2 separate regions of the Homo sapiens genome follow, and region 2 is linked to region 1. A link is an interaction called in ENCODE POLR2A ChIA-PET data of the cell type or tissue named here. Cell type or tissue: PC-3. All regions are shown on one strand. Each heading gives the region's core, and the rest is flanking DNA. Links, peaks and the distances in the headings are about the cores only.

Evidence for each region. ChIA-PET counts read pairs that join two places held together with the same protein. Peaks named below come from ENCODE experiments on the same cell type or tissue, not always from the same donor. Only the 100,000 strongest peaks of a DNase experiment are listed, where the experiment ranks them.
Region 2: POLR2A ChIA-PET joins it to region 1 with 13 read pairs; 1 of 35 experiments calls an interaction of 5 or more read pairs at or near these places.

Annotation. Positions count from the first base shown.
Region 1 is chr22:30,775,789-30,778,288 of GRCh38, reverse strand. All of the region lies in intron 2 of OSBP2 (oxysterol binding protein 2), which reads right to left. Among named protein-coding and RNA genes, the nearest start is that of MIR3200, 45 kb to the right of the region's middle. In PC-3, for the core only: no CTCF peak of the experiment used is centred there; no DNase peak of the experiment used is centred there.
Region 2 is chr22:31,202,312-31,209,331 of GRCh38, reverse strand. RNF185 (ring finger protein 185) reads right to left here. Exons shown (of 7, transcript NM_152267.4): 7 at 2,313-4,843. The coding sequence ends at 4,746. Among named protein-coding and RNA genes, the nearest start is that of LIMK2, 6.5 kb to the left of the region's middle. In PC-3, for the core only: no CTCF peak of the experiment used is centred there; a DNase peak (open chromatin) is centred at 1,851; H3K27ac peaks cover 316 bases.

The sequences.
Region 1 (2,500 bases), core at 1-2,500:
AGTATGAGCAGGTCCCAAAGAAACAGCAATGGCTAGGATCATGGCATTGTTTTTATTTCACCATGGCCTGGCCAACATGTTGAAACCCCATCTCTACTAAAAAAAAAAAAAAAAAAAAGGGCAAAAATTAGCCGGGCATGCTGGTGCATGCCTGTGGTCCCAGCTACTTGGGAGGTTGAGGCACAAGAATCTCTTGAACCCGGGAGGCAGAGTTGCAGTGAACCGAGATTGCACCACTGCACTCTAGCCTGGGTGACAGAGTGAAACTCTGTCTCAAATAAATAAATAAATAAAATAAGCTCCTTTAATGTCACTATAACATTTTTAATAGCATAGAAAATCAAGTTGAAGTGAATAGTGGAGGATCATTTTTTTCACCAATTCCTTCTTCCTCCCTCTCCTCCAAAAGACAGAGCATCGATTTCCTCCCACTGGCTTCCTGGGCTTCCAGACTGATGAGCACGTGTGTGAACCAGCCCAGCTTCACTAATAGGGCTTTCTGTCTGCCTATTCTCCCCAGCTGCTGCCATCACTCTCCCTGACTGCTCCTGGCCCTCCCTTAGCAGGAGGGCTGCATGCGCTGTCACTGTGGGCACTATGGCATTTTTCTCCAGCATCTGGTTATCAAGCAATGGCCTTGAGCTGCTACTGCATCTGGGAGACCCTCAGTCCAGTGTGACCAGGCATTTCTTTACAGATGGAAGAGTAGTTGTATTAGTCCATTTTCACACTGCTGATAAAGACATATCCAAGACTGGGAGACTTACAAAAGAAAGAGGTTCAATGGACTTACAGCTCCACGTGGCTGGGGAGATCTCACAATCATGGTGGAAGGTAAAAGGCACGTCTCACATGGCAGCAGACAAGAGAAGATAACTTGTGCAGGGAAACACCCCTTTTTAAAAACCATCAGATCTCGTGATACTTATTCACCATCATGAGAACAGAACAGGAAAGACCCGTTCCCATGATTCAACCACTTCCCACCGGGTCCCTCCCACAACATGTGGGAATTCAAGATGAGATCTGAGTGGGGACACAGCCAAACCATATCATCCCACCCCTGGCCCCTCCCAAATCTCATGTCCTCACATTTCAAAACCAATCGAGCCTTCCCAACAGTCCCCCAAAGTCTTAATTCATTTCAGCATTAACTCAAAAGTCCACAGTCCAAAGTCTCATCTGAGACAAGGCAAGTCCCTTCTGCTTATAAGCCTGTAAAATCCAAAGCAAATTAGTTACTTCCTAGATACAATGGGGGTGCAGGCATTGGGTAAATACAGCCATTCCAAATGGGAGAAATTGGCTAAAACAAAGAGGCCACAGGCCCTATACAAGTCAAATCCAGTGGGGCAGTCAGATCTTAAAGCTCCAAAATGATCTCCTTTGACTCCAGGTCTCACATCCAGGTCACGCTGATGCAAGAGGTGGGTTCCCATGGTCTTAGGCAGTAGTGGTACTTTTACTTGAGCTAGGGGAAAGGATTAACGTGAATATTTCCAGGAAGTATCTTCCCTTAACTAAGCCATGCATTTTCTGCCAAGGGGAGTGTAAACTGGAACAACATTGATGGAGGATAACTCAGCAACAGTATCAAAATGTGAAGCATGCACTTGACCCAGCCATCCCTTTTCTAAGAATTTACCCTTAGGAAATAATCACACCAGTTCCAAAAAAAGAAAAGGAAAAAAAAAAAAGTGAGCACAGAAATGCTTGTCCCAGTGCCTTCTGTTGATAGTAGAGAAATATTGCCAACAACCAGAATGCAACTGAATGAACTGGCAAACATTTTCAAAAATGTTTCAGCGAAGTACACTGTATCTATTTAATGAAATATCATGCACCATTAACAGTGATATTTATTAGGCCAGGTGCAGTACTCACACCTATAATCCCAGCATGTTGGGAGGCAGGGGCGGGCAGATCGATTGACCTCAGGAGTTGGAGACCAGCCTGGGCAACATGGTGAAATCCCATCTCCACTAAAAATAAAAAATTAGCCAGGCATGGTGGCATGCACCTGTGGTCCCAGCTACTTTGGAGGCTGAAGTGGGAGGATTGCTTGAGCCCAGAAGGTGGAGGTTGCAGTGAGCTGAGAACACATCACTGCACTCCAGTCTGGGTGACAGAGTGAGACCCTGTCTCAAGAAAAGAAAAATAAAAAAAAAAAAAAGAAAAGAAAAAGAAAAATGAGTCTGGGCACAGTGGCTCACCCCTGTAATCCTAACACTTTGGGAGGCTGAAGTGGGAAGATCACTAGAGGCCAGGAGTTCAAGACCAGCCTGGACAACATGGCAAAACCCCATCTCTACTAAAAATACAAAAATTAGCCAGGTGTGGTGGTGCCTTCCTATAGTCCCACTACTCGGGAGGCTGAGTCAGGAGAATCACTTGAACCTGGGAGGCAGCAAGTTGCAATGAGCAGAGATGGCGCCACTGAACTCCAGCCTGAGCAACAGAGCAAGACACTGTCTCAGAAAAAAAAACAACCTCCCCCCCA
Region 2 (7,020 bases), core at 483-2,982, 430 kb before region 1:
ATACAAAAAAAATTAGCCGGGCGTGGTGGCGGGCACCTGTAGTCTCAGCTACTTGGGAGGCTGAGGCAGGAGAATTGTGTGAACCCAGGAGGTGGAGCTTGCAGTTAGCCGAGATCCCGCCACTGCACTTCAGCCTGGGCAACAGAGCGAGACTCTGTCACACAAACACACACACAAAAAAACAAAAAATTAGCCAGGCATGATGGCGGGCGCCTGTAGTCCCAGCTACCAAGGAGGCTGAGGCATGAGAATCACTTGAACCCGGGAGACGGGGGCTGTAGTGAGCTGGGATCGCATCACTGCACTCCAGTCTGGGCGGCAAGTGAAACTCTGTCTCAAAAAAAAAAAAAAAAAAAATTCAGAGACAAATAATAGCAATGTATGAAACTGATTTGGATCTCAATTGAAACTACACAAGTTATGAGACAACTAGGGAAATCTGAACAATGTGATTGGATATGATGATTTTAAGAAATTTTTTAAAGGTATTTTGCTTTTTTTTTTTTTTTGAGATGGAGTCTTGCTCTGTCGCCCCGACTGGAGTGCACTGGTGCGATCTCGGCTCACTGCAACCTCTGCCTCCCGGGTTCAAGCGATTCTCCTGCCTCAGTCTCCCGAGTTGCTGAGACTACAGGCGCCTACCGCTACGCCTGGCTAATTTTTTGTATTTTAGTAGAGACGGGGTTTCACTATGTTGCCCAGGTTGGTCTCAAACTCCTGAGCTCTGGCAATCCGCCCGCCTCACCCTCCCAAAGTGCTAGGATCACAGGTGTGTGCCATCGTGCCCGGCATATTTTGCTTGTTTTTAAAATACTTGAGATGCATATCGAAATACTTAATAAATGACATGACTGGGGTTTGTTTCCGAATAGTTCAGACAGTGGGAGAGGAACAGCGTGCGGGAGGTATAGATGCAACAAGACTGATCTGAGTTGATAGTTACTGGAGTTGGGTTATGGCTACATGGAGGCTTTATTGTCCTGTTCTACTACTGTTTTTTTTTTTTTTTCCCCATCGAAAACAAAAACCTAAGGCCGGGCATGGTGGCTTAAACCTGTAATTCCAACACTTTGGGAGGCTGAGGTGGGAGAACCTACTGAGACCGGGAGTTCCAGGCTGCAGTAAGCTGTGATCACACCACTGCACTCTAGCCAGGGCACCCGAGTAAGACCCTGTTTCTAAAAGGGTCTGTTGCCCTGGCTGGAATGCACTAGCATGATCACAACTCACTGCAGCCTTGACCTCCCAGGCTCAGGTGATCTTCCCACCTCAGCCTCCCTCCCGGGTAGCTGGGACCACAAGCATGCACCACTGTGCCTGGCTAATATTTTTTATTTTTGTAGAGATGGAGTCTCCCTGTGTTGCCCAGGCTGGTCTCAAACTCTTGGCCTCAAGCGATCCTCCCACCTCAGCCTCACAAAGTGCTGGGGTTTGTAGGTGTAAGCCACCATGCCTGGCCTAAAATTAAAATCTTTCAAAAAAAAAAAAAAAACCTGGTCTTTTCTCATTGGGCTTATGAGCTCCTGAAGTTCCCTCACCTTTGCATTCCCCACTGTATCTTGGTACTATTCAATTTGATAACTGTTAGATCAAAATCTAAGAGGAAGAAAAAAAGCTCTTTTCAGAGGAATTACTTGTAGCTCTGGCATGTTGGGAAGGCTGAGGCTGGGCCAGATTTGTAACCTCAGCAACATCTTCCATCTCACACTACACCCTGCTACTAAGGAACCTTAGGGAGGGACACACCTTCTGCTCGAGAGAGAGGACTTGGCTGACAGCCCACCTGCCCTGTTACTAAACAGATGGAGAGACGCTGACAGTGAGTAACCTGATTGTTCTAAAGGCTCTGATAAGTGACAAGCTAAGCTCTATTGTGGCAGCTTGTCACTTACGAAGCTCAGGAATGCCATGTACTTGTCAGGACTGGGGCTGCCTGTCAGACAGGTTTTATATTGGGCAAGGCTGTGTATGAAGCCAGGCCTCCAGCCTACATTTATCATCTCTAATTATCAATAGTCGTTTAAAGACTTTCTTTCCTTTTTTTTAAGAGACAGTCTCGCTTTGTCACCCAGGCTGGAGTTCAGTGGCATGATCATAGCTCAATGCAGCCTTGAAACTCAGGGCTCAAGCAATCCTCTTGCCTCAGCCTCCAGAGTAACTAGGACTACAGGCATAAGTCATGCCCAGCTTCTTTGAAGACTTTCGTTCTCAGTGTGACATTACGGAGGATGCACAGGAGCCTCCAGGAGGGCATACCAGTGTGACTACTCCCCACCCACTCGCCCTCCACAACACAGACAAGAAGTCCAAGCTCATAGTAATGTAAAACCATTTGTTTAATTCTAAATCAAATCACTTTCACAACAGTGAAAATTAGTGACTGGTTAAGGTGTGCCACTGTACATATCATCATTTTCTGACTGGGGTCAGGACCTGGTCCTAGTCCACAAGGGTGGCAGGAGGAGGGTGGAGGCTAAGAACACAGAAAACACACAAAAGAAAGGAAAGCTGCCTTGGCAGAAGGATGAGGTGGTGAGCTTGCCGAGGGATGGTGGGAAGGGGGCTCCCTGTTGGGGCCGAGCCAGGAGTCCCAAGTCAGCTCTCCTGCCTTACTTAGCTCCTGGCAGAGGGTGAGTGGGGACCTACGAGGTTCAAAATCAAATGGCATTTGGCCAGCCTGGCTTTACTAACAGGTTCCCAGAGTGCCTCTGTTGGCTGAGCTCTCCTGGGCTCACTCCATTTCATTGAAGAGTCCAAATGATTCATTTTCCTACCCACAACTTTTCATTATTCTTCTGGAAACCCATTTCTGTTGAGTCCATCTGACTTAAGTCCTCTCTCCCTCCACTAGTTGGGGCCACTGCACTGAGGGGGGTCCCACCAATTCTCTCTAGAGAAGAGACACTCCAGAGGCCCCTGCAACTTTGCGGATTTCCAGAAGGTGATAAAAAGAGCACTCTTGAGTGGGTGCCCAGGAATGTTTAAAATCTATCAGGCACACTATAAAGCTGGTGGTTTCTTCCTACCAAGTGGATTCGGCATATGAACCACCTACTCAATACTTTATATTTTGTCTGTTTAAACACTGAACTCTGGTGTTGACAGGTACAAAGGAGAAGAGATGGGGACTGTGAAGAGGGGAGGGCTTCCCTCATCTTCCTCAAGATCTTTGTTTCCATAAACTATGCAGTCATAATTGAGAAAAAGCAATAGATGGGGCTTCCTACCATTTGTTGGTTATTGCTGGGGTTAGCCAGGAGCAGTGTGGATGGCAAAGTAGGAGAGAGGCCCAGAGGAAAGCCCATCTCCCTCCAGCTTTGGGGTCTCCAGAAAGAGGCTGGATTTCTGGGATGAAGCCTAGAAGGCAGAGCAAGAACTGTTCCACCAGGTGAACAGTCCTACCTGCTTGGTACCATAGTCCCTCAATAAGATTCAGAGGAAGAAGCTTATGAAACTGAAAATCAAATCAAGGTATTGGGAAGAATAATTTCCCCTCGATTCCACAGGAGGGAAGACCACACAATATCATTGTGCTGGGGCTCCCCAAGGCCCTGCCACCTGGCTTTACAAATCATCAGGGGTTGCCTGCTTGGCAGTCACATGCTTCCCTGGTTTTAGCACACATACAAGGAGTTTTCAGGGAACTCTATCAAGCCATACCAAAATCAGGGTCACATGTGGGTTTCCCCTTTCCTTGCCTCTTCATAAAAGACAACTTGGCTTCTGAGGATGGTGGTCTTTTGCATGCAGTTGGGCTGACCTGACAAAGCCCCCAGTTTCCTGTGGCAGGTTCTGGGAGAGGATGCATTCAAGCTTCTGCAGCCTAGGGGACAGGGCTGCTTGTTCAGTTATTACTGCCTCGGAGCTCCAAATCCCACCAAAGTCCTGACTCCAGGTCTTTCCTAATGCACAGTAGTCAGTCTCAGCTTCGGCAGTATTCTCGGCTGTATGTTCTCTGGCAGAGAGAGGCAGATGAACATAGTTTTAGGGAGAAAGCTGATGGGAAACCTGTGAGTTAAGCCACATGTCTCACCAGGAATAATTTATGCCAGGAAACCAGGAAGTCATTCAAGTTGTTCTCTGAGGCCAAAGACACTGAGCACAGCCCAGAGCCAATAAAAGATCTTTGAGTCTCTGGTGAATTCACGAAGTGACCCCAGCTTTAGCTACTGCAATTATGATTTTTATGGGACAGCAATTTCTTGCATCTCTACAGAGGAAGAAGAGGGGGAGTGGGAGGGGAAGGAAAGAGAACAGAGCGGCACTGGGATTTGAAAGGGGAACCTCTCTATCTGAGGAGCCCCCACTGGCTTCAGAAGCAACTTACCAAGGGGTATTTAAAGACATGAAAATTTCCAGAAATACCATTTGGTGCATCCCTTTGTTTCTGTAATATTAAACTCAGGTGAAATTATACTCTGACAGTTTCTCTCTTTCTGCCTCTTCCCTCTGCAGAGTCAGGACCTGCAGAACTGGCTGAAACAAGATTTCATGGTGTCACCCATGAGAGATGACTCAATGCCAAGGCCTGAAGTTATAGAGTGTTTACAGCGGTGGCGATATTCAGGGGTCATCGCCAACTGGTCTCGAGTTCCAAAGCTCTGATGAAGAAACAAGACTCCTTGATGTGTTACTGATCCCACTGATTCCAGGAGTCAAGATTAGCCAGGAAGCCAAACACCAGGAGTTGGGGTGGCACGTCACCAGTCCAGAGCCCTGCCACGGATGTAGGCAGGAGCCCAGCATTAGGCAATCAGGAGCCAGAACATGATCACCAGGGCCACAAATAGGAAGAGGCGTGACAGGAACTGCTCGTCCACATACTGGGGTGTCCCAGGGACAGCTGGAGAGACAGAAAGGAGAAAACAGGCTATTAGAACACTGCAGCTATGCACACTGCCCACTCAGGCCAGAAGTTGACAGCATCAATCTTTATCTCTTTACAACATCAGAATCCTACACACAAAAAGATTTCTTTTTTTTTTTTTTGAAATGTAGTCTCGCTCTGTTGCCCAGGCTAGAGTGCAGTGGCACGATCTCAGCTCACTGCAACCTCCGCTTCCCAGGTTCAAGCGATTCTCCTGCCTCAGCCTCCTAAGTAGCTGGGATTACAGGTGTGCGCCACCAAGCCTGGCTAATTTTTGTATTTTTAGTAGAGACGGGGTTTCACCATGTTGGTCAGGCTGGTCTCGAACTCCTGACCTTGTGATCCGCCTGCCTCAGCCTCCAAAAGTGCTGGGATTACAGGCATGAGCCACCATGCCTGGCCTTTTTTTTTTTTTTTCTTTTTGAGGTGGAGTTTTGCTCTTGTTGCCCAGGCTGGAGTGCAATGGCACGATCTCGGCTCACTGCAACCTCCACCTCCTAGGTTCAAGCGATTCTGCTGCCTCAGCCTCCTGAGTAGCTGGGATTACAGGCACGCACCACCACACCCGGCTAATTTTTTTTTTGTATTTTTAGTAGGAACAGGGTTTCACCATGTTAGCCAGGCTGGTCTCAAACTCCTGACCTCAGATGATCCGCCCACCTCAGCCTCCCAAAGCGTTGGCATTACAGGCATGAGCCATCGCGCCCAGCCAAAAAAAATTTCTAAACCCCAAATAATATCAGGCAAAATGAAACTATGTGGAACAATAACAATAAGGACAAGACACGGTCCAATTTATCATAAAAGGTTTGGCCTGCACATGCAAATAAACCAGGTGATTAACAGGAAACTCTTGCAGGAAATAATGAAAGCAAGCCTACTATTTGTTAAGTATCTTCTATCTGCTAAGTGTTTTGTACATGTTATTATTTGGTGGATATTATTATTTCCATTTTGAGTAGGAAGCAGCTGAAACATAGGTTTGAGGTGACCTGTTCAAGATTGAAAGGCTCAGAAATTAGTGGCAGAGCTCTGCAGCCTCTCCACACACTGCCTCTCAAGGGCCCCACAGGGATTGCCTTCCTTTTCCAGAAGAGAACTAGGATCCAGACAGGCAAAATGACTTGTTTTTCAAGGTAGAGGCAGAACTGGGGTGAGAACCTAAGTCTCCACTCCTCTCTGCTTTAGGAAAAGCTACCATTTAGAGCTCCCTGTCCTGACTTTGGGGGAAGGAGGATAAAAGAATCTGTGTCCAGGATGGGCAAATTGTACCAAGCATGACAAGGGAAAACTGTGACTGTGGCAGGGGGATAAAGTAATCCAGAGTCTAGCCTGGCTGTGGAACTCTGCTTAGCTGGGGAATCCAAGGTTAGCCTTCGACCAGGTTAGAAGGATGCAAGCTATCAGGCAGGTTCTTGCTGGCTTCACAGGAATTTGCCCTTTCTTCAGGGCAGAGTACACCCTATCTTTTGGGGTATACTTCCTCTGAAAAACAAATGTGAACAGAGGATAAACCTTCAAGGCAGATAAAGTAAGAAAGGGCATCCCCAGGGCCGGGCGCGGTGGCTCACGCCTGTAATCCCAGCACATTGGGAGGCCCAGGCGGGCGGATCACGAGGTCAGGAGATCGAGACCATCCTGGCTAACACAGTGAAACCCTGTCTCTACAAAAAAATACAAAAAAATTAGCCAGGCGTGGTGGCAGGCGCCTGTAGTCCCAGCTACTCGGGAGGCTGAGGCAGGAGAATGGCGTAAACCTGGGAGGTGGAACTTGCAGTGAGCCGAGATTGTGCCACTGCACTCCAGCCTGGGGGACAGAGCGAGACTCCATCTCAAAAAAAAAAAAAAAAAAAAAAAGGCATTCCCAAGATATCTTGGTGCTGAGATTCCTCAGCTAGATGCTCTGATGGATTCACGAAGACAGACAGGCAGGCAGGCAGGCAGTCAAGAAAGACTTATAGATCACCTGCTGTGTACCAAGGACCAGGGTGGGGATGAGAATAACTGGGATGACCCAGTTACCATCTTTAGGGCATAAGCTCTTGGCGTGAACCACACAATGGTCACTTCTGTACCATATGCTGTGTCCAGTGCACATGAAGCTCCAACAAGTGCAGGCAGAGCTCAACCGATCATGGCATCTCTGCAGGCTC